Regions from separate parts of the Mus musculus genome. Here all the other regions are linked to region 4. The links are chromatin loops, found by intact Hi-C in ENCODE. Cell type or tissue: left cerebral cortex. All regions are shown on one strand. Each heading gives the region's core, and the rest is flanking DNA. Links, peaks and the distances in the headings are about the cores only. Region 1 overlaps Macf1 (microtubule-actin crosslinking factor 1). Region 2 has its middle 12 kb from the start of Gm22154. Region 3 holds the start of Akirin1 (akirin 1). Region 4 overlaps Gm40240 (a long non-coding RNA gene). Region 5 has its middle 8.0 kb from the start of Akirin1. Region 6 overlaps Rhbdl2 (rhomboid like 2).

What was found. A loop is a pair of places that touch in the nucleus more often than their neighbours do. Peaks named below come from ENCODE experiments on the same cell type or tissue, not always from the same donor. Only the 100,000 strongest peaks of a DNase experiment are listed, where the experiment ranks them.
Region 1: it touches region 4 in a loop (3-fold over the local background); 8 of 42 quality-filtered maps call a loop at or near these places.
Region 2: a loop joins it to region 4, with 4 times the contacts of the local background. A loop is called at or near these places in 2 of 42 quality-filtered maps.
Region 3: a loop joins it to region 4, with 5 times the contacts of the local background. A loop is called at or near these places in 17 of 42 quality-filtered maps.
Region 5: it touches region 4 in a loop (4-fold over the local background); 21 of 42 quality-filtered maps call a loop at or near these places.
Region 6: a loop joins it to region 4, with 7 times the contacts of the local background. A loop is called at or near these places in 17 of 42 quality-filtered maps.

What each region holds. Positions count from the first base shown.
Region 1 is chr4:123,587,172-123,592,081 of GRCm38, forward strand. The region is part of intron 1 of Macf1 (microtubule-actin crosslinking factor 1); the gene reads right to left. Among named protein-coding and RNA genes, the nearest start is that of Mir6398, 27 kb to the right of the region's middle. In left cerebral cortex, for the core only: CTCF peaks have their summits at 470, 1,314 (motif pointing right) and 2,005; a DNase peak (open chromatin) is centred at 2,010; H3K27ac peaks cover 745 bases.
Region 2 is chr4:123,303,086-123,307,995 of GRCm38, forward strand. No RefSeq gene overlaps it. Among named protein-coding and RNA genes, the nearest start is that of Gm22154, 12 kb to the left of the region's middle. In left cerebral cortex, for the core only: a CTCF peak has its summit at 2,803 (motif pointing right); DNase peaks (open chromatin) are centred at 2,928, 3,337 and 4,128.
Region 3 is chr4:123,747,397-123,752,306 of GRCm38, forward strand. It overlaps Akirin1 (akirin 1), which reads right to left and starts at 2,903. Exons shown (of 5, transcript NM_023423.3): 1 at 2,552-2,903. The coding sequence starts at 2,768. In left cerebral cortex, for the core only: CTCF peaks have their summits at 1,634 and 2,977; DNase peaks (open chromatin) are centred at 1,446, 1,819, 2,236, 2,947 and 1 more place; H3K4me3 peaks cover 2,781 bases; H3K27ac peaks cover 2,550 bases.
Region 4 is chr4:123,896,203-123,901,112 of GRCm38, forward strand. Gm40240 (a long non-coding RNA gene) reads right to left here. Exons shown (of 3, transcript XR_868100.2): 1 at 4,711-4,910; 2 at 2,370-2,391; 3 at 1-1,881. Among named protein-coding and RNA genes, the nearest start is that of Gm40240, 2.6 kb to the right of the region's middle. In left cerebral cortex, for the core only: a CTCF peak has its summit at 2,690 (motif pointing left); DNase peaks (open chromatin) are centred at 852, 1,021 and 2,703.
Region 5 is chr4:123,755,853-123,760,762 of GRCm38, forward strand. No RefSeq gene overlaps it. Among named protein-coding and RNA genes, the nearest start is that of Akirin1, 8.0 kb to the left of the region's middle. In left cerebral cortex, for the core only: CTCF peaks have their summits at 1,423 and 2,655 (motif pointing right); a DNase peak (open chromatin) is centred at 2,682.
Region 6 is chr4:123,816,272-123,821,181 of GRCm38, forward strand. It overlaps Rhbdl2 (rhomboid like 2), which reads left to right. Exons shown (of 8, transcript NM_183163.2): 4 at 1,593-1,705. Among named protein-coding and RNA genes, the nearest start is that of Rhbdl2, 31 kb to the left of the region's middle. In left cerebral cortex, for the core only: a CTCF peak has its summit at 3,036; a DNase peak (open chromatin) is centred at 3,025.

The DNA of each region.
Region 1 (4,910 bases), core at 364-4,363, 310 kb before region 4:
TCACTTCTTCTGAATTTTGGTCATCTACATTTCTGGAAATGTCAGAAAAGTGACTATAGGAATACAGAAATCCCAGCTAGCCTACAGAAATGAAGAATATCAACAAAAGTGATAAAACTAGGGAATAGATGAACAAATACTTTTTTTTAAGATTTATTTATTATATGTAAATACACTGTTGCTGTCTTCACACACTTTTTCTTTTAGCTCTAGCCCAAAGATTGATTGATTGATTATGTAAGTACACTGTCACTGTCTTCAGACACACCAGAAGAGGGCGTCAGCTCCCATTACAGATGGTTGTGAGCCACCATGTGGTTGCTGGGAATTGAACTCAGGACCTTCAGAAGAGCAGTCAGTGCTCTTAACCGCTGAGCCATCTCTTCAGCCCAAGCAAATACTTTTTAAGGTTTTTCTTTTTATTATCTGGGGTCTCAGTATGTTTTCCATTACCAGTCAATGTTCCACCTCTGCATTAAAGTCCTTTAGGGGGAAGGATGCCAGGTACAAGAACATGTGAGGTTCCAAACTACTTCTGCTCAGATGCATCTGACCTGGTTAGTCAAATGATAACTTCGTAAACTTCATCACAACAATTACCTTTGGGAGCTGCCAAACTAAACATACCCTAGGGAGCACTTCTCCCTGAGACCTTTGGCGCTGCAGGTTAAAGCTCTGTTAACCATCTGTTCTTTCACACAGAGAGGAGGGAGAAGTGCTGGGGGCAAGGAGGAGACCATTGCTAGGCCAGGAAGTCAGCACCTTCTCTGTCAGCTACCTGATGCACTCTCCTGACTCACTTCCTTCAACTCCAGTGACCAGTTTTCAACTCACAGCGCACTCACTAGTTCTGTCTAAAAGTAGAGCTCATGACTGACCAGCCAGGAGACACCAGGTGTGAAGACATTATCAGGAAACAAGCAACATTTTCTCCTCTTGCTTTCAAATTGCATTTTTCGACATTTTGTCTTGCTTATGATATATCTTCAGGAGAAGTAATATCTTCTAGTTTGGGAATAGTCCATGCAGCCTAAGTCTCTATGTCTATGCACCTTCTGATGAACAAATAACAGCAGTTAATACTGCTGAGCATCGCCTCAAGACCTTCCTTAAGAGGCCTGGAATTCAAACAAGATAATAAATAGTTCTTTCTTGTCATGTAAACTGATTTAACCTCTAACTGTACAATCATATAAACATAGTGGGGACTAGGAACATACTCTTATAATCCTAATAGAAGTAAGAGTCTGAGTACTTAACCAACTTTAGTGCTTTGACAATATGAAAAGTATCAAAACTCATACTTTTTAATAGCTTTATCAGTGTTAACCACTGGAGGGCGCTCTACTCAAAAAAAAAAAAAGGTGGGGGTGGGAAGACTTAGGTTAGGGAACCCAAAGATCAAACTTTTCAAACCAGTGGAGGGAACCAGAATTCTTTGGGCAATAAGGTAGCACTCCTGGCTTTTGATGTCATGGCAAATCCCTGTATTTATGTTAAAGAAAATGCCGCACCTCTAGGTCAGCAGCAAAAAGTCTGTGAGACTCAATTACCAGAAACAGACCTGACTAGCCAGAGAAGGATGCCGTGTGGAGTGAAAGAAACCACATGAGATCACAGCACATTAGTTAACAAAGTCCATGACTGGCCCAGGATGTTGTGGGCCAATGGTAGATACACCCAAGGCAAGCACAGACTCGACCACATGCTCTGAGGGCTCATGAACAACACTGCCCACACGAGAATTTCTGAGAAGGTAACTAAAAAACAGGTGATGATGTTTCCTGTGATCTATGCCAGTCAATCATTCTCACTGCCCAGGCAACCATTCTATTCAACACTCAATCACAGTTCCTGTCTCCACCTGTTCCTCTGACATCATCCTGTCATTATATTTTCTTTGAAATTCCTTTGATGAAAATGAGTCACCTTTTCCTGCCAACACAGGCTGGAGCCTGTGGCATGCCATTCTTTTGGAGTGGTGTTCTGGGAGAAGGCGCCACCCAGAGGCCCTTCCAGACCTTATTTACACACCACCCAGGAAAGAATGCTTCAGAGAAAGCTCATGGATGAGGTGGTTCTTGCTGGAGCTAGGAATGTGGCTGGGAACCAGTATCCAAGCTGGCTCCGACAGTGGGACAAAATGTTGAAAGAATGAAGTAAGAAGTTGAATAGGGCATTGTTACTTGGAGGGAGGAAAACGTCAGCCCCAGAGTGTTTAGCTTACAAAATGCCACCTTACTTGTAACCAACTTACTTGTAACTCTTAGTAAATGGTTACAAACCTGTTTCGGGTAGCAGCGCTGCCCAGGGCTCAAGATAGCCACACTCCAGCTACAGGATTCAGGGTAGCCTAGTGTGCAAGGTAAAAACTGACAGAATGCTATTCAGACGTACAAATCACCCTCAGGGTGGTTTTTTTTTTTTAATTTTACTTAATTTACATGTATTTATTTATTCCTTGTGTGGTGGGGGGATGGACGTGGAGGTCAGATGTTCTTTCCCTCCACTGTGTGGGTTCCAGGGATCAAACTCCAGTCATCAGGCTTGGCAGCAGGTACTTGAACCAGCTGAGCCATGCAATGACAGCTCTACTCTAATATTTTTAACAGTAACTTCTTTGAGAATTAACACACTGTACCAGTCACCATTTTTATAGTCTACAATTCAGAGGATTTTAGTATATTCACAAAATCGTGCAACCATCTAATTGTAGGACATTTCATTATCCCTAAAAAGAAACCATACATCTTATCAGCAGTCACTTTCAGTCCCCCCGACCCTCTGGCTTCTAGCAGCCAGGAACCTAGGTACTGTCTCTGGGGGTTTGCCTATTCTGTATAAATGGAATCAAACTCATGTACTTCTCAAGGTAGGCCCATGCTTCTACTGATCGGCATTTTGTTCAACAAGATATATTCTAGTGTATGGCTACATTTTGTTTAATCTACTCATCAGCTGGTGGATATTCGGTTGTATACACTGTTACACATGTTGAGCCATTAACATCTTTATAAAGCCTTTCTGTGAAAGTATGTTTTCAATTCTCCTGGATATATTTTTAGAACTGCTAAGTTCCTAAAGCAGATGCAATATTTCATATTCCCATCAACAAAATAAGGGTTCCAGTTTCTCTACCTATTCCCATGTGCACTTTTTTGTTTTGTTTTTGTAGACATGGTCTCTGTAACCCTGTCTGATCTGAAATTTCCAATGAGTTTCCTGCCTCTGACTTCCAAATACTAGGATCCCAGGTTTAAGATCCACGCTCTGGGCACAACGGTCTGAGTTTGGATTCCCAGTGTTCACATAGCAGCTCACGCCATCTGTAACTTCAGTTCAAAGGGATCCAAGTCCCTCTCTGGCTTCCTCGGGTACCAGGCATGCCCATGGTGCACATACATACATGCAGGCAAAGCACATACACAGAAAATAAAGGTAAGTAAACCCGGGGCTGGAGAGATAAGAGCAATCACCGCTCTGCCTGCCAGAGGACCCCAGTTTGGTTCATAACATCAGGTGGCTCACAGCTACGGTAATTGCAGGTCCAGCAGGAGCTGACATCTTATTTTCAAATCTATTTGCTGGCCCCCACAAACACCTCTTACTCATGCACACACATACAAACAAATAAATAAATCTCTTTTAAAAACAAAACAAACAAACAAAAAAACAAACAAAAACCCAGGCTTACAATCTTGCTATAGCAATCTGAATATGAAGTTGGTGTATCTCACCATGGCTTAATCTGCATTTCTTTAAGGCCTGGTAATGTTTACAATTTTCATATGCTTACTTTGTACTTGCTATTTGTATATTTGCTTTGGAGAACAGCTACTCAATCCTCTGCCTGTTTTTTATTGAATTATCTTCTTTCTGTTGAATTACAAGTTTTCTTCATATGTGTTAATTATAGGCACATTACTAAAAACATGATTTGCAAATACTTTCACATTATATGAAGTGTTTTTCACTTTTAAAACAATTTCAGCTGGGTAGTGGTGGCATACACACTTCCAGAACTCAGGAGACAGAAGCTGGCGGATCTCCAAGTTTGAGGCCACCCTGTGAGCTTTGGGACAGCTAGGGATACACAGAAAAACACCTGCTTTGGGGAAACAAACAAACAAAAATTGTCTTAGTTAGGGTTTTATTGCTATTATGAAACACCACGACCAAAAAGCAAGACAGGGAGGAAAGGGTTTATTGGGTTCCCACTTCCACATTGCAGTGCATCACTGAGGAAGCCAGGACAGGAACTCACACAGGGCAGGACCTGGAGGCCAGGAGCTGTTGCCCTACCCAGCCTGTTTTCATATAGAAACCAAGACCACCAGCCCACGGATGGCCTCACTCACAACGGGCTGGGCACCACCACCACCCCCATCACTAATTGAGAAAATGCCCTACAGCTAGATCTCATGGAGGTATTTCCTCAGCTGAGACTCCTTCTCTGATGACTCTAGCTTGTGTCAAGTTAACACAAAACCAACCACTACAAACCCATTTGTGTATATTCATTGTACTGTTACATTGAGACATTTTCTTTTAAGTTATGTTTTCTCATTTTCTAGATACTACCACATACCACGAGCATATTCAACTTCTTTCTATCTCTATCTATCTATCAACCTACCTACCTACCTACCTACCTACCTACCTGAGACCAGATCTCCGCTAGAATCCAGACTACCCTGGAACTTACTATGTAACTCAGGCTGGCCAATACGGTTTGTTAAAAAGATCATTTGCTCTCCCTCTGGCTTGATCATTAATTTAATTATACATCCCAGCCCTACATCCTTAGAGATGATACTGACCACAGTGGGCTGTATCCTCCTGCATCAATTTTTAAAATGTGTCACAAACAGGGGTGCAGTCCAATCTTGATCAAGGCATTTCTTCAATTG
Region 2 (4,910 bases), core at 376-4,375, 590 kb before region 4:
GGTAGACTGACTATCACCGATTCACCCAGGGCCCTGTGCATGGCCTTGCAGGCAGTGGCTGTTCTAACAACGCACATTTAGAGGTATATTTAGCCAGAACTCCCCCGAGAAGCTCCTGATACCAGCTGGACATAGGATTCTAGCTGTCACCCAGTGAGTTTATCAGGCTTCCTTACAGGGCATAGGTGATGCATTACTGACATGAGGTGGCCTCAGACAGCTGCAAGAGAGAACATAACAAGAATGGATGGTTTCCCCACAGCCATAGAGGTGGAGTGTCCCCCTCCCCTCTGATAACCACTTTTCCCAAGCTCCCCAACTCCTGAGACCCTGAGTCCACAAGCCACATGCAATTAGGGCAGAATTGCATACAAATGGTGTGTGTGTGTGTGTGTGTGTGTGTGTGTGTGTGTGTGAGAGAGAGAGAGAGAGAGAGAGAGTTAATCTTCATGAGGGTGGCCTTGAAATGATCTTCCAAGTCCGCTCCAGATTGAAGGTGATTGACTCTTGCAGCTGATTTGATAATAAATCAGAGGGAGGTCATAACACATCCTACAGCAGTCTTCAGGGTAAATTCCTAGAATTAGAATTACTGGATCAAATTACTGCAAAGACACAGGCTATAGTGGTCCATGCTTTTAATCCCAGCATCTAGAGGAAGAGGCAGGTGGATCTCATTTTGAGACCAGTTTGGTCTACATAGTGAGTTCCAAGTCAGCCAGGGATACATAGACCCTATCTCAAACAAAAAGATTTATTTTTAGTTATCTGTGCTGTGTGTATACATGTTAGTGAGTGTGGGTGCCGAGGAGGCCAGAAGAGGGCGTCCGCGCCTCTGGAGCTGGGGTTACATGCTATAACTTTACTCTGCTTTTGGTACTCACTGTGTAGATTAATTGGTCCCAAACTAGCAGGAATCCTCCTGCCCCAGCCTCTCAAGTATTTTAGGTATATGTGGTGGTTTGAACAGGTTTGACCCCCAAAGACTCATGTATTTGAATGCCCATGGGGAGTGGCACTATTAGGAGCCATGGCCTTGTTAGAGTAGGTATGGCCTTGGAGGAAGTGTGTCACTGTGGGGGAGGGCTTTGCAGTCTCCTATGCTCAAGCTCTGCCCAGTGTAGAGTCCAGTGTCTCCTCCAGCACCACATCTGCCTGCATGCTGCCATGCTTCCAGCCATGATGATAATGGATCTATAAGCCAGTCCCAAAGAATTGTTTTCCTTTTTATGAGCTGCCTTGGTCATGGTGTCTCTTCACAGTAATAAAACCCTACCTACGGCAGTGTGCCACCACCATCTTTAAAGCATTTAAAACTTTTTATTTTATTTGATACTGTGTGTGTGTGTGTGTGTGTGTGTTTGTGTGTGTAAGCAAGTGAGTGCAGATGCCTCCACAGGCCAGTGGTATCCAATCCCAGCACCACTGGGGTTACAGGTGGTTCTGAGCCATCTGATATGGGTACTGAGAATCAAACTCAATCCTCAGCAAGAACGTTATATGCTCTTACCTGCTGACCCATCTCTCCAGCCCCTTTCCAGCTTAACAGTTTAGTGCCCATGTTGGAGCTGGGCACTAAAGCCACCAGGCATGCTGTATACACAGATGCACCACCAACGGAGCTAAATGTTTAATCCTAGATCCTGTGTGTCTTTGTGTATTAAATATTGTGTGATATCTGAGGCATACAGATATTTCTCTTGGTTTATCAGGCTGTAGTTTTTATTTTACTTTGTTTATAATGTACTTTTGCTGTGTAAAGACTTGTTTTTAGGGACTGGAGAGATGGCTCAGTGGTTAAGAGCACTGTCTGCTCTTCCAGAGGTCCTGAGTTCAATTCCCAGCAACTACATGGTGGCTCACAACCATCTGTAATGGGGATCCAATGCCCTCTTCTGGTGTGTCTGAAGACAGCAACAGTGTAATCACATACATAAATAAGTAGATAAATCTTTTTTTAAAAAAAGTTTTATTACATTAAAAACAGGATTTTTAAAAGTTTTTTTTTAATATTTTATTTATTTTATGTGTATGAGTACATCATAGTGGTTGCTGGGAACTGAACTCTGGACCTCCAGAAGAGCAGCCAGTGCTCTTAACTGCTGAGTCATCTCTCCAGCCCAATAAAACTTTTTTTTTTGATTTGGTTGTTTTGAGATAGGGTTTCTCTGTGTAGCCTGACTATCCTAGAATTCACTCTGTAGATCAGGCTGGCCTCAAACTCAGAGATCTGTCTGCCTCTGCCTCTCAAGTGCTGAGATTAAAGTTGTGAGCTACCACCAGCTTGTAATTAAATTTTGTTATCATTTTTTAAGACCTACTGTGTATCTCTGGATGTAGACTAGGATGGCCTTGAACTCACAGAGATCTGTCTGCAAAGTGCTGAGATTAAGGGTATCGCCCCCTAGCTATTGTTTTTGTTTGTTTGTTTGTTTGTTTGTTTGAGACATGATTTTATATAGCCCAGGCTGGTTGGAAACTCACTCTGAAACAGAGAATAACCTTGAACTCCTGATTATCCCACCTCTATCTCCTAATTTCTGGGGCTATAATTATCTGCCTCCATTCCTGGTTTTGTTTTTTGGTTGACTGGTTTATTTATTTATTTGTTTGTTTGTTTTGGTTTTCGAGACAGGGTTTCTCTGTGTAGCCCTGGCTGTCCTGGAACTCACTCTGTAGACCAGACTGGCCTCGAACTCAGAAATCCACTGGCTGGTTGACTGGTTTTTAAGGCAAGGTCAAGCTTTGTAGTTAGGCCAGATTATGATATACTTGCAGTTTTCCAAGTAGCCTCTAGATGGCAGTACTACTCTGCTGAGAGCCTCTGTCCTGTCCCATAACTTCTACGTTGTCCCACTTCTATGTTGAACTTGTCTCTCAGTGAGTCTTCCATCTGATGGCGCTATGCTTTCCTGCACTTGTCCAGCTGTCTGTCTGCCTGTGGTGTTCAGTGGCTCCTACACAGGCCCTTTAGACGTCTCAGATCAAAGCCACCCCAGTCCTCCTCCATACTTCCTTCCCACTTCCTGTTTAGTAGACACTACCTCCTAGCCAGCCAGCATGCTGCCCAGGGTCCTGGGGCTCTTTCTTGGCATTCATCTGGGCCCAGCTGGCTCTCCACCCTCCCACCCTTACCACACAATCCTCCAAGGTACTCTTTCTGTCTCCAATTAGAGCAGAATTGCATACAAGTGTGTGTGTGTGTGTGTGTGTGTGTGTGTGTGTGATGTGTCATGATGCCTATGTGGAGGTCAGAGCACAACTCTGGAGTTGGTTCTTTCCTGTCACCTTTATATGGGTGCCAGCATAGTACTCAGGTCGCCAGGCTTGTTCAGCAAGTGTTTTTATCCTCTGGGCCATCTGGCCAGACTTCCACATCTTAAATTCACTTTCTTTTGGTTGTTGAGACAGTCTTATGTAGCACAGGCTGGTTTCAAACTCACTATGTAGCTGAGAATGGTCTCATAGTCTGACCCCCCCCCCCCCGCCCCCAGCTTCCTGAGCCAGAGAAGGACGGCTGGTGTCTTGGGCGGCGTCTCTCACTGAACTGGAAGCTCAACGTTTCAGCCAGGCTGCCTGGGCAGCAATCTCTTGGAGCTGCCCATCTCCCCGTCCCCCAGTGCTGAGGCTACAGGCATGGGTGCTGGGCACTCAAACTCCAGTCCTCATGCTTGCGGTGAGAAAACCGCAGGCTCTCTACAATCATCACTGGGGCCACTCGTTCCCACTAGGTTATGAGTTCCCCCAGGGGTGGGACCTCGACAGGAGTTCTCATTACCACACAGCTAGTATTTTGCTAAATAAATGAGAAGAGAAGCCAGTGTTAAAAGATCAAAAGAACCCTCATTAACCTGGTTCACCCGTGAGGAAGGACCAGCTACCACATCTATGAGGCTAATGCACCCCAGAGGCTGAGCCAACCTTCAGCTGCTGTAGACAGTTTGCACTGACACACTTCAAGGGCTGGGAGCAGAGTGCAGGGAGCCCATGTTCGTTTCCCCCAAGCCCCTCGAAGGCCAACTTGGCCCAGGCACCCGTGGCTTCCAGTTCTTCCCGGCTTGGGAAAAGCAGGCCGGCTTGATGGTGGGCGCAGGTGTTTGGAACAGTCTGAAGTCTTGTAGCAGATGGAGGACGCCCGCCGCCTGCCCCTGCCCTAGCTGGAATCCTTGTGCAGGCTCTGGAGAAGGCATTCTGTAGTCAGGTTCCAGGTGGGAGGGGAGAGTCCCTGAGTCAGCTTTTCCTGTGTTCCTTCTCTGTCACCCCTGACCTCACTGCTCTACCTGCAAAGGCCCAGAGCGGCAAGAATAAGAAGCAGAAGCAGATGGTCGTCGCTGCCTGGAGGGAGGACAGTGGAGGAGGCTGTGCTCTCTCTGTTCACCTCTGCTTTTGACCCTGAGAATTCAGGAGGAGGAGGAGGTAGCTTTACCGTACCAGTGTAAAGCAAGCTCATATGGTCTGAACCCAACCCGGGAGTTGTGACGCACACCTTTAATCCCAGCACTTGGGAGGCAGAGGCAGGCAGATTTCTGAGTTCGAGGCCAGCCTGGCCTACAAAGTGAGTTCCAGGACAGCCAGGGCTACACAGAGAAACCCTGTCTCGAAAAAAAAAAAAAAAATAGCCTGAACCCTTCAGCTTGTTCAAAAACAGTTTCTCTGAAATGCTGCCTGGCCTGTCTTGCTCTGGACACTTTCTTAGGTGTGACAGGGGCCTGGGAGACAGCACAGGTGTCTCCTCCTTACCATGAGCAGCTGTGCCTAGCCACTGGCTCTCCCAGACATGGGCTGCCACAACCTGTTTTAGGCCATCTAGGGCTCCTGGACAGTTTCTGTTTTTTGTTTTTGATAAATAAACTTTGGTTTTTGTAGTGACCTCTAGCTAGGTCCCAGCGGTGGCAGCTGGGACAGTCCTG
Region 3 (4,910 bases), core at 569-4,568, 150 kb before region 4:
CACTCAGCATACAGGAGGTAAGGGTAGGAAGAACAGGAGTTCAAACTCAAGCTTGGCTACGTGGCAATAACAAGTGGGAAGCTACTCAAAGTCAGACTGACTCTAAACCAGGCAATGCATGCCTCAAAACCAGAGTTCAAGGTCATCCTTAGTTGTCTACTGAACTTCTCAAATCCAGCTTGGGTTATGTCTCCCCCCAACCCACCCACAAAAAAAGGGAGGAAGAGGAGAAGGAAAATAAAATCCCATTATTAACTAAATTCCCCCTTAGATGACACCATTGTTATTTGGTATATTGAGATAGCCCTGGGTAGCTTGGAATTCATTCTATAGACCAGGCTGGCCCTAAGCTTGTAGCAATTCTGCCTCTCAAGTGTGGAGAGTATGGGTCGCCAAACCCACTTAGTCTATTTGTAGAGCAACTAGCAACATCTCTATTTTATCCTTGAATCCAGAGGACATGTTCTACCTAAGCTAAAACATTAAGTAATAGATTAATTCTTCATGTTTCTTTCATGACTGACAGAACCAAAATCTAATAAGCATTAAGAAACAAGGTTTGGGGGTGTATTTAATACATTAAAAAGTTAAAAAATATAACTGAGCTGGGCGTGGTGGCACACGTCTTTAATCCCAGCACTCGGGAGGCAGAGGCAGGTGGATTTCTGAGTTCGAGGCCAGCCTGGTCTACAGAGTGAGTTCCAGGACAGCCAGGGCTACACAGAGAAACCCTGTCTCGAAAAACCAAAAAAAGAAAAAAAAAAAAAAAAAGTAACTGAGCTCAGGGCATTTAGTTCCCCAGAGCAAACTGAGGTTCTGGTTTTCAGAGTCAGCATGCCCAACAACAAAGACGACCTCATTACAGGACTCTGCCATACTCAGTCTCTGAACACATTTTAAAATGATCACTAAACAACTGTGCTCAGCTGGACCACTACACAAATGGTATAGAAAATTAAGTACTGAGGAAATAAAATTTTTGTTTCAACAGACATTTATGCCTCTGCCTTTTTGAAATGGGGGTCTTCCTATGAGGCTCTGGCTGGTGTAGAATTTTTAGGTTCACTTGATCTTCCTGCCTCAGCCTTGCCTGCCCCTGCTTTTGGGGCCCTTCATAAAAACAAACAAGCAAAAAAAAAAAAAAAAAATCTTCCAACTGTTCAGTCATTCTGTGGGTGAGGCTATATATAACATTAAGTCACCAGGGAATTTAAATTGAAAAGATTGCATTGTGGGTCAGACTAGGTAATGGATGCAAGACTCTATTTAGAAATGATTCTTGGAATCAGCCGTGATGGGTTACAAGTCTGTAATTCCAGTCACTTGTGAGGCTGGGGCAGGAGGGCTGCTGAGTTCAAGACAGGCCTGGACCACACTGTGGGTTCCAGGCCAGTCTAGAGAGTGAGACACTGTCACAAAACAGCAAAGTGAAAGACTATTCAGATTAACAACCTCAAGGAAAAGATGGAGAAAGCAGGTCTAGTGGAAAGAGCAGAGCCACAGTTAAAGGAAATGGATGATACGACGACGTGAACACAGGTAAAGCTCGAGAGGACTGCTGGTGGCAGCAGTATCCTTGAGGGGCTAAGCACAGGAAGGAGGAAATGAAAACTAGAGGCACTAGAGACTGCAAGATGTAAGGGGGAAAAATGATTTAAAGGGACTGCAGGTTTTCCTAATGCTTGAGGAACAACAATAAGAAGAAAACAAAGAAACAACTTGGCCAAATCCACTTTTGAGGGATTATTTCTGGGATCCCTCTAATTTGCTGAATATGGGTGCTGAAGCGCGTTCCCTCCTCCTACTGCAATATGATAGGCATCTTTACTGCCCCATGAGTCCTTCTTTTTGCCTTGTCTAAAACGAAGTGCCTTACTCAAGTCGAGTCACTGTATTAGATATTTGAATTTTGAGTACAGAATCTCTGTATACTTAAGGATTCTCAAATACTAGCCAACCAACTACCCACTTCAAGCCATACCCGAAACAAGACAATAGCCACACGATAAAACAAGGTCAGTCCGTCTCTTAAGAAATAGTCTGGTTGAAATTGCATTCCATGGCTTCTGCTCCCTAAAGAATTCTAGAAATCAAGTCTTCCTAAAAGCACCTTGCGGCGCTACATACGCTCACGCCCCTTCCCCTCTATCCGTCTCCCGCCCCACTCATGGCTGGGTTCGTGAGCAGAATCCAATTTTCCATGGCCCACTGGATCTCCCGGGAGGTTCCGCACAAGCGGAGGCAGGAGGGGCTTCAGGGACACCAAGAGCCTTCGGCGGTCTGGGGTATCCCCACCTCATTTTGGTGCCCACCCCTCAGACTCTCCAGCTCCAGGAAACCCGAAAACCGACACTGTGGGGTCACTGCCCTTCCCGGATGTCTCTCGTCCCCGGAAGCAACCGGGCCCAGCAGCACCCCAGTTCCTTTTTCTCCCAAGGCCGATATGGGGTGCGGAGGTGATCTCGGCCGGTGTCCACGACCCCCGCACCCTCCCCGCCCCCCACGCCCGGGCCTGGCTTCCTGCCAAGTCCGCAGCAGCAGCGCAGGTTACCGGGAGTTGGAAGACGACGCTCGCTGCCGGGTGGGGCAGGCTGCTGGAGGCTCGCCGGCGGCGTCTGCATCTGAAGCGGCGGCGGCTCGGCGTCCGGGGGCCTGAGGCCCGGAGTGGGGCCGGGCAGAGGGGCGCAGCGTCGCCGCTTCGGGGAACCGGGGCTCAGCAGCGCCGCCTCGAACTCCATGGGCCGCTTCAGTGTCGCCCCGCACGCCATCCCGCGGAAGGGCCAGAGACCAGACGCAGACGCGGCAGCAAGGACTGCCCTGGATCCAACTCTTCAGCTACGGCTCCCAAGCCAAGCCGGCTCCAATGGCGCCTCCGGCACCCGGCAGCCGCGCTGGCCCCGCCTCCTGTGACGTCACGGGCGTGCGCCACCGCCCGGCAGAGGGGAAGAAGTCGGAAAAGGGCCGATCCGGGAGGCCCGCGAGCCTGGGCTCGGCCCATGGCGCCCCCTGCGGAAGAAGTAGGCCGGTCTGGGCGGAGAGCGTGGTCGCCTAGCAACACCCCCGCCCCCGCCCCTCCCAGGGCCCCCCCCTTCACGCTCTCTGCCGGAGTGGCCTGGGAGGTCTTTCGCACCTGCGCGGCAGGGGCCTCGGGGGCGGGGGATGGGAGAGACCCTGGGAGACCGGGGTTCCCTTGGCCGCGTGACCGATAAAAGAGGTGATTCTAAAGGGTTATCAAAGGATTTTGTCTTGAGTCCCAGGAAATCTTCACAAACATAACCGGGTTATCTAAGGATAGACTTTATTTAATCCACGAACCCTGTGCAATCATGGGCAAAATTGGAAGGGGAGGTGTGTTACAAATGAATGTATTTTGGGGATAGATGACCCGGCCATTAATCGGATCACTAAATGGATATGTGTTACGCAAAAAAGGATTAAAAGGAAAAAAAAAAAAACAAAAAACAATCCTACCAGAAAACTCACTGGCTTAAACTGTCTAACCAAGTGATACCAGGGTGTTAGGAACTTCCCCTGATAGCTGATTTGGCAGTTGGCTTCCTCATCCGACTTGGCAACTCAGACTGGTTCTTCCTCGGGTCAATCGAGATTCTCTGCCGTACTGTTGGCTGGAAAATGCTTTTGATATTCAGCAAATGAATAGAAAACAGGGAGGTTCTGCTTTAGGGAACTCTGGTTGTAATTTTCCTGGGGAGTAACTCCAGTGCTTTCAAATACATCAATAGAGTCATCAGAACAACACCTCCACATTCAAAGCCTTTCTGTAATTATTTGTATATTAGTGGCTGTGATTCCTGTAATCTGGCTTTAACATTATCTCTGTAACAGATTTTTCTAGAACAGTCCAAATTTTAGATACTCATTTCTAATTGCCAAGATGGCTGTCACAGTACTTCAACACACTTGGGGTTAGACAATAAAGGCATACTATCTCCAATCTTCCTCCTCCTTCTCCGCCTCTTCTTCCTTCTCCTCCTGTTCGTTTTGGTTGCTTTTCTCTGAGTCCTCTTCCGTTTCTACAAACTCTTTAAAGATCATAACATAGGTCATATACTTTCACATTTATTTCTGTAAAATATAAGACAGCACAGCATACCAAATTGCTGGTTTTCTGTTTGTTTTGCCATATTGGGATTCAAGCCTCCCTAGGCACATTACCCATGTTAAGTTTATTTTAGCACATTTATTGTCAATATAGATGTAACGTGGTTTAAACTAAAATCTAGAAATAAAACATTAGAGTTTTTTTTAAAAAAAAAAAACCTCACAATTATCTTGGTGGTAAATGACTGAATTTAAAATTCAGTTCTGAGCTTCTTGAAGGCTAAAGAAAAATGAAACCATAGTCATGATGAATAGGTGTTATCTGAATGGAACCAGTTCACCAGAGGACACAGACCATCATTTTGTGTATCACTTTAATTCCAAAGGTAGACTGTCATGACTTTATTAGGAAACAATGATGTAATAAAGCCTTTAAGACCGCTTGCATGGCTGTTTCTATGTTCAATAAAAGCCAAGGACATGAAAAGCCACTTCACGATGGTTATTTTTTAAGGGGACCTAAGAGCATCAAGTAAATTGTTTTCTTGTGGTATAAACAGATCCAAAGTGAACGATTAGAAGACTTGAAAAGTATGTCCCTTGGGTAGTCATTTTAAACACACCTCTCTTAGTAGGGTTTTGCTACGTGCTTTGGTAGTCACTCTGTGATCCTTTAAAACATTGAGTGTGCCTTGGAATATTAGTGTTTTAAAGGAGGAAGCTGTAATTTGAATATATGTCTAACTGTGCTTCAAAACCATACATTCCTTGAGAATAACAAGGAAGCCTTTATTCATCTGTATTTCCCCACGACTTGCACAGTGAATGTGGCAGGAATAGACACGGAA
Region 4 (4,910 bases), core at 262-4,261:
AGTCCCTGGAGGATGAACTTGTAGGACCCCAGAGGTCCTACTGAGAGGGAACTCCCCCCACCCTACAAGTTTCGTTTGAGTCACTGGTGGCCATCTTAGGAGCCGTTTCCTAGGAAAGAAAGAATGCCCGATAGGGATTTCCTTAACTCTCTCAACTAAGGCCCCTTCTGTACCCTCAGATCAATCATTTTGATTTATTCTAAAGAATTTGGCTACAGTTAGTCCTCAGACACAAGGTTATTGATATGTTGTTGCCTTTTCTTTGGTTCACAATTTGATCAGGTCTAGTTTTTCTTGCTCCTTTCGGTCAGTCCGGTCAGTCCCGGGCCCATATCTTCCGTCCAGAAACTGAGAGGGCCCCCCAGTAACCGCTGCTGTACCCGTGAAGGAGCTTAAGTGAGCGCCAACGGTGAAACGCTAGCTCGTGGGATGGGGGTGGGGCGTAGGAAGGATGGGGACAGGTAGGGCACGCAGGATTGGGCGGAGCAGATGGAGAATTCCCAGTTGTGTAAATTAGCATCTGAAGTCTAAAGGTGCAGGCTAGTGAGTCTGGGCTGAGCAGCTACTTTGAAGCCTTTAGGGCTCAGACTTGAGCGCTCTGGCAGTTGAAGCTTGGTGATTACTATCTGTGGAGGAGGCCAACACCAGCCACGCCGGGTCGCTGCAGCAGGCAGCCAAGCCGGGGCGCTGCAGCAGGCAGTGTCCAGCGTTGTCCTAAGTGGAAGATGCTCCCTGTCTGCTCGGGAATTGGTAGAGTACTTTGCAAACTCCTCTGGTACAAATCCCGAGATTATCGCCCACAAGCACTTGGATAGGAATGGGTGGCACTGTCACAGGCAGCTCCATCCTCCTACAGTGTGAGAGAGCAGCTGCTCACAGGTCATGGCCAAGAGGGTGGATTGTACCGGAAAGGACAATTAAAAATGCCAGGTAGCCATTGGGAGAGTTTTGCTTTAAAGTTTCTTCATTCTATCTTTATGTGAATGGTGCTTTGCTTACATGTATGTTAATGTACCAAATGCTTGCAGTGTCTGTGGGAACCAGTTACAGATGGTTGTGAGTCACCACATGGGCTACAGGAATCAAACCTGTGTCCTCTAAAAGAGCAGCCAGGGTTCTTCATCACTGAGCCATCTCGCCAGCCCTCATCTGTTTATTCTTGATGTATACCTTATTTTTGGAGCTATCAGGATAGTGCTTGGGCCCTAGTGGCCCAACAAACCAAGCTTAGTAACACATCTCTGAAGCAAATTAAAGACAGACTTGAGAGTGAAAACTAGAAAAAGGTTACTCAATATGGCTGTGCTGGGAAGTAGGACAAAGAGACGCAGTGACCTTCCAGGTCCTGACCTGAGATTTAGGTGTAAGTAAGGAGCCAGAATCATGCATATCTGAGCAGTTCCGGGAAAGCTACGGACCGATTCATCACTGTCTTGGCCACAGTCTCTTGGAAGATAGTCAGACAAGAGGTGAGAAATCCCTTTGCCCAAGACAAGTTTCTCTTCTTGTTGGATCCAGGCTTCAAACCTCTCTGAGGAAATTTCTGGGGAAAGTCCAATTCCTTGTAATAGTTTGATGGTTAAAAGGAGAGCAACAAGTGTTTCTTTAGAGGCTACACTGAGAAATGTGCCCTGGGCAGATGGCTCAGTGGGCAAAGAGTGCTTGCTATCAAGGCATGAAGTCCTGAGTTTATTATACATGAGAGCTTAAGAGACAGGAAACAGCAGGGCATGGTGGTTGACACCTTTAACCCTGGCACTAGGCAGGCAGAGGCAGGTGCATCTCGAGTTCAAGGCTAGGTTGGTCTCTACAGCAAGTTCCAGGGCAGCCAGGGCTACACATAGACCACTCCTCAGGAAAACCAGTATGCCTAAAGATGAGCTGAGGAGATGGGAGGAACAATTGTTAATAAATTATTAAATATAATTAGTCCTGTAATGAGATATACTCAGTCAGTCCAAGTGCCCCCTTACTAAGCTCTTCTAATAATGTGCTCAATTTTACCTTTACGAAACGTTTGAAGCAGTGGATATGGCTGCTTACAAAATTTCTGTGTATTCATCTATTTGCACCAAGAAGTTTGTTCATCTTGACATAGTTGATCACCGTTTTTGTTTGTTTGTTTGTTTGTTTGTTTTTGAGACAGGGTCACACTCTCTGGAGCTATGTAGGCCAGGCTGGCCTCTCACTCACAGAGATCTGTCTGCCCCTGCCTTCTAATGTGGGGATTAAATGTGTATGACACCAAGACCACCACCACCACCACCTCCTCCTCCTCCTCCTCCTCCTCCTCCTCTTCTCCTCCTCTTCCTCTTCCTCCTCCTCCTCTTCCTCCTCCTCTTCCTCTTCCTCTTCTTCTTCAAATTTACCTCAACATTGTGCTATGTAGTTCTAAAAGAAATAAGAAATAGTGGAGGAAATAAAGTTTGTGTTTAATTGTTTATTCATTCATACAAACTGCTTACATTTTTTTACGACCTAGGTTTTATCTTTTATTTGCTTTATTTGTAGTGACTTGTTACAAATAATGGTTGTATTTTACCTTTAACACTAATTGCATGTTTTTTTAAATTTTTTGAGATTATAATTATCATTTTTCCTTCCATTAAATGCATTTTATATTTTCAGAGCAGGTTTAAAAACTCCCCTCCCACTGCATCCCTACCCTAACCTACGAAGCGCCATCTGCTGGCGAAATGGCATTATAGCTTTAAGATGGTTCAAAGCACCTTTCGTAGGACAACTGTTCTGGATTTGGCAATTTTGTCATTGAAAATGCAAATTTGGAAGTAACATACATATGTAAACGAAATGAGCTCCACAGAGATGTAGCTAATAGTCCTCATCTTCTTCCTGCAGGAAGAGTGCACATATAAGCTGCTATGCCTGGCTTGGAAAGAGGCTCGGGTTGCTCTCCTAAGCAATGAACTTACTATGTACATTTTAGATGTAAGTTATCAATCAAAATACCTGTGTGTTCTGCTTGGCTAGCATATTTGTACCTGTTGATGCAGGAGAATCCAAGGCTTTGTTTATTAAAAGAAACTAACAGGAGAAAATCGCCTCCTGCATAGACACACTGTATAGTACTAATGGGTACTGTGCTGTGATTGAGGAGAGCGTCCCAGTCGGCCGTGCTGCTGGTGAGGTTTAGGTGGACTAGCCTTGCTGGTAGAAGTGTACCACTGGAGGTATCGCATGCTTCCGGCTCACTCTCTTGACTCACGCTTGTAGCTGAGGGTGTGAAATCGTAGCTTCTCGCTGCTGCTTGGTACCATGCTTCTCCACCAGGATGGATTTTTATCCCTATGGAACTGTAAGCCCAAATACCTCCTCCCACAAATAAGATGACCTGGTCATGGTATTTTATCACGGCAACAGAATAGTAACTGTGTTACTATTTCAAAAAGTCCAGTTCCAAAAAAAAAAAAAAAACCCTAAAAAAAAATGTATGCTCTTTAAAATGTTAGGAAGTCTTACCACTGCATAGGTGGACCTTACTTCTAGCTTTCTGGTCATTTTTTTATGGACATGAACTAGGACACCTCTTGGCCTTTGTCTGCAAAATGAGCTGTAGGGTTGGGTGCCAGGAGCCACCTAGGATAGGCTAAGGTTGCCTTCCTGGAGGTGACCTGCTGCTTCTGCACATCTGCGGTGGGTGAGCTCTGTGAGGTACGGGTCCCAAAGGGATTTCACCAGAGGATTGCTTCCTGCAACTGATATGCCTTTCCTGTCATTATTAATATAATAGTTCCTGGGCATTAGCCCACCCTATTGACCAGATTTTCTGCAGATCAACACAAAGATGAACTTTCATGAATTAATGCTGTTTAGATGAATGAATGATTTTATAGAATTCTTGATTTGATTAATTCTAGAAAGAAAGTTTTTAGAAATGGACTTAGTTGCTTTGCTAGAAAGATGTAATAAAGTTAGAATCAAGAATAGAATGTGCCAATTCCTCATAATAGCAAGTAAAGTCTACATAATAAGAAATAGTGAGCTTTCATAATTACACTAAAAAGAGGAATAGTCTTGGGACAAATTTATGTTCAAGGAAAAATATTTAGGTCCATGGATAAAGCTACAGGTGTGCACTATGATAAGGCAAGGCCATGTGAAACTGTTGCTTTAAATGTATAATGAGCATATAGAATGCAACACTGCTTTGAACTTAATATCAACATCCTTCTGTAACTCCCATTTTATGTAACATTTCTTTCTGAGGTAATTTTCTAGGAACTTTTGTCTAAGAAGGTATAAAAAGGCCAAAGAAGCCGGGCAGTGGCAGTGCAAGCCTTTAATCCCAGCACTTGGGAGGCAGAGGCAGGTGGATCTCTGGGAGTTTGAGGCCAGTTCTAGGGCTATAGACCTGGGCTATCTCAACCTCCCCTTCCACTCAAAAAAAAAAAAAAATCCAGAACTGATAATACATTATCTTGTGCTACTATTACTTAAATAATGTCAATGTCTTCGTTTCAAATACCACTTTTTGGGTTTTCATCATGATACTCTGTGCAAAAGTCAGTAAGTATAATAAAAGGCTGATATAACTGGATGGGGGTCTTGAGTTGTCCTTCATGTGACATCCAGATTGTATCCCAAAGAATTGAGCAAGACATATTACTAGTTATCAGGGTTCCCTTTTGCAGGTTCTTAGTCTTGCTGATAAAAGAATTTACGATTTATAATGTGTCGGGGACAACATACCATAACAGGGACTGCCCACAGCAGGCCGGGATGGAAACATCTTAGAAGCTTGCAGCAGCGATACACTCCTTCCAGGGGACCCACCATCTAAAATAAGTGAATGCCTGCAGTAGGCCAGAATGGAGATATCTCAGTAGCCTTCAGCAGCTCTTTGTTAAAAAAAAACCAAAAACCAAAAACCAAACAAACAGTTCACATTT
Region 5 (4,910 bases), core at 375-4,374, 140 kb before region 4:
TTTTTTTTCTATGAATGTTCTTAAGTGAATAAGATAAAATACATTTGACTATAATCAAGGGGTGGTGGCTTATGCCTATAACCCCAGCACTTGAGTCAGAAGGACCTTAAGTTTGAGAATACACAGATAGATCAGCATATACAGATAGACCCTGTCTCAAACCAAACTGGATGTGGCAGCACACACTTGTAATCCCAGCGCTTGGGAGGTGGAGACAGGTGGACCAAGAGTTCTGGCTCATTCTCAGCTACATAATGAGCTTGAAGCCAGCCTGGGGTACATGAGACCTTGTTTCAAACATTACAAAACAATAGACTGTGAGAGTGGAGGAGATGGCTCAGCTGGCAAAAATACTGCAAAGACATGAGGCTCTAAATGTGGATTCTCATCACCCACAAATGAAGCCTGATGTGGCCACCCATGAGCCAGTAACCCCAGTGATTGAAAGGGGGGTTGGTAGAGACAGGAAAATGGCTGATATCTGCTGGCCACAAGCCTAGCTCCAAGTTCAAGGTGTATGTGCATGAACACACACATATACACATTTTTTTTCCCCAAGACTAACTTTCTCTGTGTAGCCCTAGATGTCCAGGAACTCACTCTGTAGACCAAGCTGGCCTTGAACACAGAGATCCACCTGCCTCTGTCTCCCAAGTGCTGGGATTAAAGGTGTGTGCCACCATCCCTGGCTAAAAAATTTTTTTTAAATGTATTTATTTTATTTATGTGAGTACATTGTAGCTGTCTTCAGGCACACCAGAAGAGGGCATCGGATCCCACTACGGATGGTTGTGAGCCACCATGTGGTTGCTGGGATTTGAACTCAGGACCTCTGGAGGAGCAGTCAGTGCTCTTAACCACTGAGCCATCTCTCCAGCCCAAAAATATTTTAAGATTTATTTTATTTATAGAGTACACAGTCACTGTCTTCAGACACACCAGAAGAGAGTGTCAGATCCCATTACAGATGGTTGTGAGCCACCAGGTGGTTTCTGGGAATTGAACTCAGGACCTCTGGAAGAGCAGTCAGTGCTCTTAACCACTGAACCATCTCTCCAGCCCTAAAAATAATTTTTTTTAAGTTAAATAAAGGGGGCTGGCAAGACAGCTCAGCGAGTAAGAGCACTGACTGCTTTTCAGAAGGTCCTGAGTTCAAATCCCAGTAATCACATGGTGGCTCACAACCACCCATATTGAGATCTGATGCCCTCTTCTGGTGTGTCTGAAATTAGCTACAGTGAACTTTTATATAATAATAAATAAATCTTTTAAAAAAAGTTAAATAAAGGTGTAAGCAAGGACTACATGGTAATGAAATGCAGGGAGAGTCAGAGAGGAAATACTGATTTTAAGAGGAATCTAAAGTACTAAGACTAACGATGTAATAATAAATGGCGTAACTTAACTTTTTAAAAAAGATTTATTTATTTTTATTTATAAAGTACATTGTAGCTGTTTTCAGGCACACCAGAAGAGGGCATCGGATCCCATTACAGATGGTTGTGAGCCACCATGTTGTTGCTGAGAATTGAACTCAGCACCTCTGGAAGAGCAGTCAATGCTCTTAACCACTGAGCCATCTCTCTAGCCCAACTTAAGAACTTTTAATAGCCATACACTGAGCAAAAGACAGCTACATGCAATAAAACATTTTATAAATATATAATAAATATAATAAGGGCTGGTGAGATGGCTCAGTGGGTAAGAGCACCCGACTGCTCTTCCAAAAGGTCCAGAGTTCAAATCCCAGCAACCACATGGTGGCTCACAACCATCCGTAACGAGATCTGACGCCCTCTTCTGGTGTGTCTGAAGACAGCTACAGTGTACTTACATATAATAAATAAATCTTTAAAAATATATATATATATAATAAATACGTAAGATGGCTCAGTGAGTGAGATTGCTTGCTGTGCAAGCCTGATTGTTTGAATTTGATTTCTGGAATCCATGGAGGAAGGAGAGGACGGATTCCTAAAATGTGTCCTCTGACTTCTGCACATGACTGTGGTATGCACTGCATCATCGCTTACAGACACATCATACACACATATGAACTCGTAACAATACAGAGAAAGTAACAATGTAATACATGGAAAGTAATAATGTAAAACAAAAGAAGTAAATGAGGAATACTTGATAAAATACAATTCAAAAGGTTTATTACGTTAAATTTATTTATTTTTGTATTTGTTTATGTAAGTGTGTCAGTGGGCATGTTCATGTCATAGCAGGTATGTTAAAGTTAGAGGACAGTTTACAGTAGTCAATTTTCTCCTTCCCCAATGTGGTCCCTAGATGGAATTCGGGTAATCAGGCCTGGTTGCAAGGGTCTTTATTTGCTGAGCCATCTCAATGGTCCAAGCTTGGGATTTCTTGTGAGGCAATGGCCCTACCACTGAGCCACATACAGACTTCTATGTCATGTTTGAGGAGGGATAGAGTTAGTAAATGATGATAAATAAAAGAGAGGGAAAAAAGGCAAAAGAAAAATGTAGATTGTTGAATGTCATAAATGTTCCAGAAGCATGGAGCAAAGGCAGCGTAATGAATGACCTGGTAGTAGTGTTTGCTCCCTGTTGTCTACAGTTAAAGTCAACACTTCCCAGCACTCAGCCTGGCATAGGAGCGGAGCTTTTCTTAGGCCACCAGAGGTCACTCCATCTCCCTCTGTTACAGGGTACAGAAGTCTAGTATCGGACTAGGTGCCACAGTGCCTTGGGCCTTCCTTCTGTGGCTGCTGAGCTGTTGGGTGCCTCTTCCCTTCTGCTGCTGTTGGTGGCTGCTGGAGCAGTTTTTATCATCACTGGGGACCAAGCTCTCTCCCTTCTGCCAGATTGCCGAGTGATGTAGCTAAAACTCAGATGAAGGGACCAGGCAAGTGTTGATTCAAGCCCAGGGCAGTCATAACTTGTCTGAGGGGCACTTATAAAATGAACCTAGAACTGGAGAGGTAGCTCACTGGCTGCTCTTCCAGGGGACCGGAGTTCGATTCCCAGCACACAATGGCAGCTGACAAATGTGTATAGCTCCAGTTCCAGGTGACGTGATGTTCTCCTTTGGAACCAAGCACACACATGAACCACAAACTTACATGTAGGCAAAACACTTATACACACAAAATAATAATAACATTTGAAAAAAAAAACTAAAATGAACCTGTATTACCAGTTAAGTGTCAGAAATAACTGGATGGTGTATCGCAGATAGTTGGGATGACCCATAATTCGTTTCCTTATTCTGGGGTTGAACCTAAGACCTGTGCACACTGGGCACCTGCTCTGCCATTGAACTGCATCCCCATCACCTCTGCTTAGGTTACAAACTGGGCAAGAATGTTTTTGCACAGTGCTGACACTAATATTCGTATAATTTTCCTTTTATTCTCACTCCCCAGCTTTTCTACACTTTTTCTTTTCTTTTTTCTTTCTTTTTCTTTTTTCTTTTTTTTTTTTTTTTTTTAATTTCTTTTTCATTACGTAGCCCTCAGTAGTCTGGAACTCACTATGTAGACCAGGCTGGCTTTGGACTCATAGAGCTCCAACTGCCTCTCATGCCAACTGCTAGAATTAAAAGTGTGTGCCACCCAACCCATAATTGCATGCTCTTTTATGGAGGACAGAGTTCAACTTCAAGTGTTTTTCCTCAGGTGTCAGCCACCTATCTTTTTTTTTAATTAAATTTTTAATTAATTAATTTCCTTTTTATTCTTTATTCTATTTTATTAAATTTTATTTTTATTTTTTTGACAGAGTTTCTCTGTGTAGCCTTGGCTGTCTGTCCTGGAACTTACTCTGTAGACCGGTGGCTGGCCTTCAACTCAGAAATCCACCTGGCTCTGCCTCCTGAGTGCTGGGATTAAGGGTGTACACCACCATGCTTGGCTAAAAACTAATTTGTTTTATATGTATGGATGTCCAGCCCACATTTATGTCTATGCACCATGCATGTGCAGTGCCTGAGGAGACCAGAACAGGTGTCAGGGCTCCTGGGATTGGAGTTACAGGAAGCTCTCATCTGCCATGTAGGTGCTGAAATCAAGTCCTGGTCCTCTGAAAGAGCAGCAAGTGCTCTCAACTGCCAAATTATCTCCCCAGTCTCCATCTTGTTTTTTAAGACAGGGTCTCTCACTGGCTTGGAATTTGCTAAGAAGTCAATGCCGGATGGCCAGTGAGCCCCAGGGAACGTGCCGTTGCCCCTTTCCCAGCCCTGGGGTTACACATGCATGCCACTACACCCCCCTCACTTTTCTTAAACATGGCTTCTGGGATTGAACTCACAGTCCCATGCTTGTACATGGAACAAGCAATTCTCCCTACTGTGCTATCTGCCAGCCCCTTTCAGATGCTGCTGCTCAGCACACACCGTTTTCAAAAATTGCTGGCTTGTTATTGGTCACTGACAAAGTCTGCCTTGGGCTCGAAAGATGGTTCAGCGCTCTTTCAGAGGACCCATTGTCACTCCCCGGGACCCAAATGGTGTCCCACAACCTTCTATAACTCCAGGTCCAGGAAATCTGGTACCCTCTTCAGGCCTCCCATGTGTACCAGGCATGTGGTACACATATATATGCAGGCAAACACCCATACTAAAATAAAAATGAATAAATCAGAGACTGCTTCAATGCCTGTAGGTCATATTTAAGTGTCTCCAGGAGCCTGAGATGCCTGGATGTTGTGGGCAATGTAAGAGAAACACTAACAAGGAAGGAGCCCTAGAAACAGTTGATTATGAAGTAGAAACAGTTTGCACAGGGACATGCAGCCAGTCAAGTGCAAGGAGGCACCTGCAAGTCCACAGAAGCTCAGCGGCTTGACACATGATGATGGTGTGCAGATGGTGGAAGAGACAGGGCTCAATGGAAGGTGATTAGGTCACTAAGGTCACCTCAAAAGCCTGGCTAGTGTTCC
Region 6 (4,910 bases), core at 550-4,549, 80 kb before region 4:
AAGAACGCAGCAAACCGGAATCTTCTGCGGCAAAGCTTTATTGCTTACATCTTCAGGAGCCAGAGAGCAAGAGAGCAAGAGTGCAAGAGAGCAAGAGAGCAAGAGAGCAAGAGAGCAAGAGAGCAAGAGTGCAAGAGTGCAAGCGAGCAAGAGAGAGAATGGCAAAACCCCGTCCCTTTTAAGGAGAATTATCCTCCGCCTAGGACATGTCACTCCCTGATTGGCTGCAGCCCATCGGCCGAGTTGTCGTCACGGGGAAGGCAGAGCACATGGAGTGGAGAACTACCCTTGGCACATGCGCAGATTATTTGTTTACCACTTAGAACACAGGATGTCAGCGCCATCTTGCAACGGCGAATGTGAGGGCGGCTTCCCACACATCCCCAGCCCTCAAGTTCTTTATTATTATTATTTTAAAAAATGTGTTTTTGAAACAGAGTTTTACTATATAGCCTAGGTAGCCTGGAACTAAGTATGTAGACCAGGCTGGCTTCAAACTCACAGAAATTCATCTGCCTCTGCTTCCCAGGAAATGGGATTAAAGTTGTGCACCACCACACCTGACTAAATTGTTTAAATCAGCTTTGCTGGTCTTTGTTCATGTTGTAATCACTGTTGTAAAGTAGAAATTACAGCACACATTTCTACATTTCTTTCTTTCTTTCTTTCTTTCTTTCTTTCTTTCTTTCTTCCTTCCTTCCTTCCTTCCTTCCTTCCTATTTATTTGTTTGTTTGTTTGTTTATTTATTTATTTATTTATTCATTTAATGTGAGTACACTGTTGCTCTCTTCTAGACACACCAGAAGGGGGCATCAGATCCCATCACAGATGGTTGTGAGCTACCATGTGGTTGCTGGGACTTGAACTCAGGTCCTCTGAAAGAGCAGTCGGTGCTCTTAACTGCTGAGCCATCTCTCCATTTCTAAAATACTTTTATGTGTTTTACATATTGAAGATTCATGCATGATTTTGTTTAAAAACAGAATAGTGGCACATGCCTTTAATCCTAACCCTTATGAGGTGGAGGCAGGTGAATCTCTGTGAGTTCAAGGCCAGCCTGATATACAAAGCGAGTCCAGGACTGCTAGGGCTATTACACAGAGAAATCTCAAATCCCCCCACCCCCCAACACACACACAAATAACAGAACAAAGCTGAAAACAACAGCAATAAAAACAGATAAGAGAAAAAAACAACAAAATAACAATAGCAAAATAGAAGAGTCGCCTTCTTTGAAAAACTAGAATATAGGAGTTGGAGAGATAGCTCCATGGTTAGGAGTGCTTGCTGCTCAATCCTGAGGACTGCAGCTTTGATCCTAAGACTCACACAGAGTGACTTGCAGCTCAAAAGGCTCCCATAGGGGCATTGTCTCTCCCTCTCTCCCTTTCTCCCCCTCTCCCTCTCTCCCTCTCTTCTCTCCCTCTCTCTCTCTCTCCCTCTTCCTCTTCCCTCTCCCTCTCTCTTTCTCCCTCCCTCCCTAACAAATAAATTTCTAGCAAGTTTCTAACCAGAGATATCAAGTTGACATGCAAGTCTTCCATGACAACTGCTTGCTGCTTGGATATTTGACCTGTGTTTGTCTCTGCAGAGTCCAGCACATCGTGGGGAATCTTCTTATGCAGATCGTCCTGGGTATTCCTTTGGAAATGGTCCACAAAGGCCTCCGAGTGGGGCTGGTGTACCTGGCAGGAGTGCTTGCAGGTCAGTGATCTGAGGGTAACACGGAACAAACACTTTTGGGCTCTTAGGATGGAAACCAAAGGTAGCAGATGTTTGTTGTGTTAGAATGGTGGCTCGTTGGACAGATCATACCAGGCCAACATGGAAGAGGTTTATTGGGGTGGGTGGGGAGGGATGAAGGAGAGCGACAAAGAATAAGGAAAAGAAAGAGAAGGTTAGGGGGCTCTGCCTCTTTTTTTTGGTGGGGGGGAGGCTGTGATGTAACTGCACTCGAAGGTGAGGGCAGGTGGACACTGGGAATGTATGGCGATTGCCATGGCAACAGGAACTCAAAGAACCCAGAGGCAGAGCTGATGCAGAGGCCATGGAGGGATGGGTGCTGCTTACTGACTTGCTCCTCATGGCTTTCTCAGCCTGCTTTCTTATAACAGCCCAGGGATGGCCCAACCTACAATGAGCTGGGCCCTACTTCTTTTTTTTTTTTTTTTTTTTTAAAGATTTATTTATTGATATGTGTAAGTACACTGTAGCTGTCTTCAGACACACCAGAAGAGGGAGTCAGATCTTGTTATGGATGGTTGTGAGCCACCATGTGGTTGCTGGGATTTGAACTCAGGACCTTTGGAAGAGCAGTCGGGTGCCCTTACCTGCTGAGCCATCTCACCAGCCCGAGACAGGGTTTCTCTGTGTAGCCCTGGCTGTCCTGGAACTCACTTTGTAGACCAGGCTGGCCTTGAACTCAGAAATCCCCCTGCCTCTGCCTCCCGAGTGCTGGGATTAAAGGCGCGTGCCACCACACCTGGCTAGGGAAGATTTTCTTAACTGAGGCTCCCTCTTCTCAGGTGATTTTAACTTGTGTCAAGTTGACATAAAATTATCCCACACAGGCCACCACATCTGACGCTGACATTCCTTTCCTGTGAAGCCTTAATTTCAAATAAGATCTCCTGATTTCAAATATTGTTCCCGGGAATTGGATGTCAACATGTATGTGGTTTAGGGATTACAGTTCAACTCAATTATGTTTACTCTTCTTCCTCCTCCTCCTCTTCTTTTCCTCTTGTTCTTGTTTTTCTTGCCCTTCCTTCCTTCCTTCCTTCCTTCCTTCCTTCCTTCCTTCCTTCCTTCCTTCCTTCCTCCCTCCCTCCCTCCCTCCCTTCCTTCCTTCCTTCCTTCCCCCTCCCCCTCCTCCCCCTCCCCTCCCCCTCCCCTTCCCTTCCCCTCCCCCTCCCCCCCTCTTTCTGGCTGGCTGATGGGAGGTATTTGTCAGCTACTGTCTGAGAGAATTCCTGGAGGGCCTGGTTTGTAGGGTGCAGTGGCAGCAGTGTGGACAGCAGGAAGCAGTCTTGAGCTACAGGAAACAGAGGGCTTTGAAAGGGCTTTGTGACAAAGCTTAGTTCCTTATTAGACACCTACCTACTGTTTGGGATCCCATTTCTCTGTTTCTTTGTGCATCTTTTTGTCCTGCTCATGAATGCAGAGGTGTGAACTTGCATGCCTCCTGCATCAATTACACATTCGCCCTCTGCTCACAGCTTGATGTCAGTGTGTGGCCTCAGCTCTGGCCAGCACCAGAGCAGAAGCCCTTCGGAAGAGAATGTGAACAATTGGTTCGCATCCTCTAGTGATTTCAGACAGCGCCTTTTGGCAGCTTTCTCTTACTATTCAGGTCGATGCTTCCCCCTGCTATTGAAATCATCTTCAGCAAACAGACTAAGTTCCTAGCAGTTCACAGTGGTCAACAGAAAGCCAAGACAGCAAGAAGGCTGAAACCCTTGTCTATCTGGCAGTGTTGCCTTCCCTGGTTTTGCCTTTTCTCTCTACTCTTCCATAGGCAATGTCACCCTACGGTCCTTAACTCTGGCTACCTGTGAGGTGTGCCCACTGACCCACAGTGTCAGCATCAGAAGAAACTGCTCAGACAGGGTGTTGGAGCCAGATCAGATCTGACCATTAGAATTCTTTCTATAAATTCACAGGAGCACATTAAAGACCAAGATGTCTGCCTCCAGATCAGCATCCCAAAGCTGACTGGTGCTCAGAATCTCCCGGAGAGCTCAGGACACCTCAAGCCTCTCACCAGACCTGCATACATGTGTGCTGGGCAAGACTGTCCAGCTGAGCTGCGCCAGAGCTCCCTACCCCCCCCCCATCTCTCTCTTCCTATTAATTTATTTTGTCTCTCTGTATAATTTCTCTATTTTGATTTGTGATGTAGAGAATGACATTGACTGACTTTCCAGTGTTAAACCAAGGTTGCTTCAGGGAGGACACTTGGTCATGGTCTATTATGATTTTAACAGATGATTAGATTAGATTTGTTAAAATTTTTTTAAAGATTTATTTATTTTAATTATAAGAGCACACTGTAGCTGTCTTCAGACACACCAGAAGAGGGCATAAGATCCCATTACAGATGGCTGGGAGCTACCATGTGGCTGCTGGGAATTGAACTCAGGACCTCTGGAAGAGTAGTCAGTGCTCTTAACTGCTGATCCATCTCTCCAACCCGATTTGTTAAAAATTTAAAAGATTTGTTTTTAATTATTCATATGTGTGCTGGAATGCACATGAGTGCAGTACCAGCCATGGTGGCCAGAATCGTGGTTCTCTCTCCTCTTCCTCTTCCTTCTTTCCCATTTCCATCCTTCCCTCCATCCCTCTTTCTCTCTCTCCTCCCCTTCCTCCATCCCTCCTTCTCTCTCTCTCTCTTCTCTCTCTCTCTCTCCCTCCCTCCCTCCCTCCCTCCCTCCAACCCATCCTTCCTTCCTTTGCTGGAGATTGAGCCCAGGGCATTCATCAGCCTGCTCTCTCCCATTGAGTCATATAGTCATAGAGGGAGGTGGAGGTTCTCTATGACTCTAAGGTCTTTGCTCATTTAACACTAAGGTAGCACGCTCCCCTCATACAGCAAGTAGGAAAGGGTCTTAGTCCTGTCAGGTTTATGGCAAGGATTAGGCAGAATTGTTATCACTTGGAAGGAGGCAGCGGTGCTGGGAATCAAACAGCCTTGCACACAGTAGGCAGCCACTCTACATGAGCTACATGCTCAGCCCTGGCTATTACTTCTGATTTAGATGACTGTTAGGATCCAGCAGTGAAGCAGGGTGTATGCTGCTTATCATCCTAACACCCAGGAGATGGGGCAAGAGGATCACAAGTTCAAGGCCATCCTCTACTCCACAGCAGGCTTGTAAATAGTTGGTTCTATGTGAGATACTGAGTC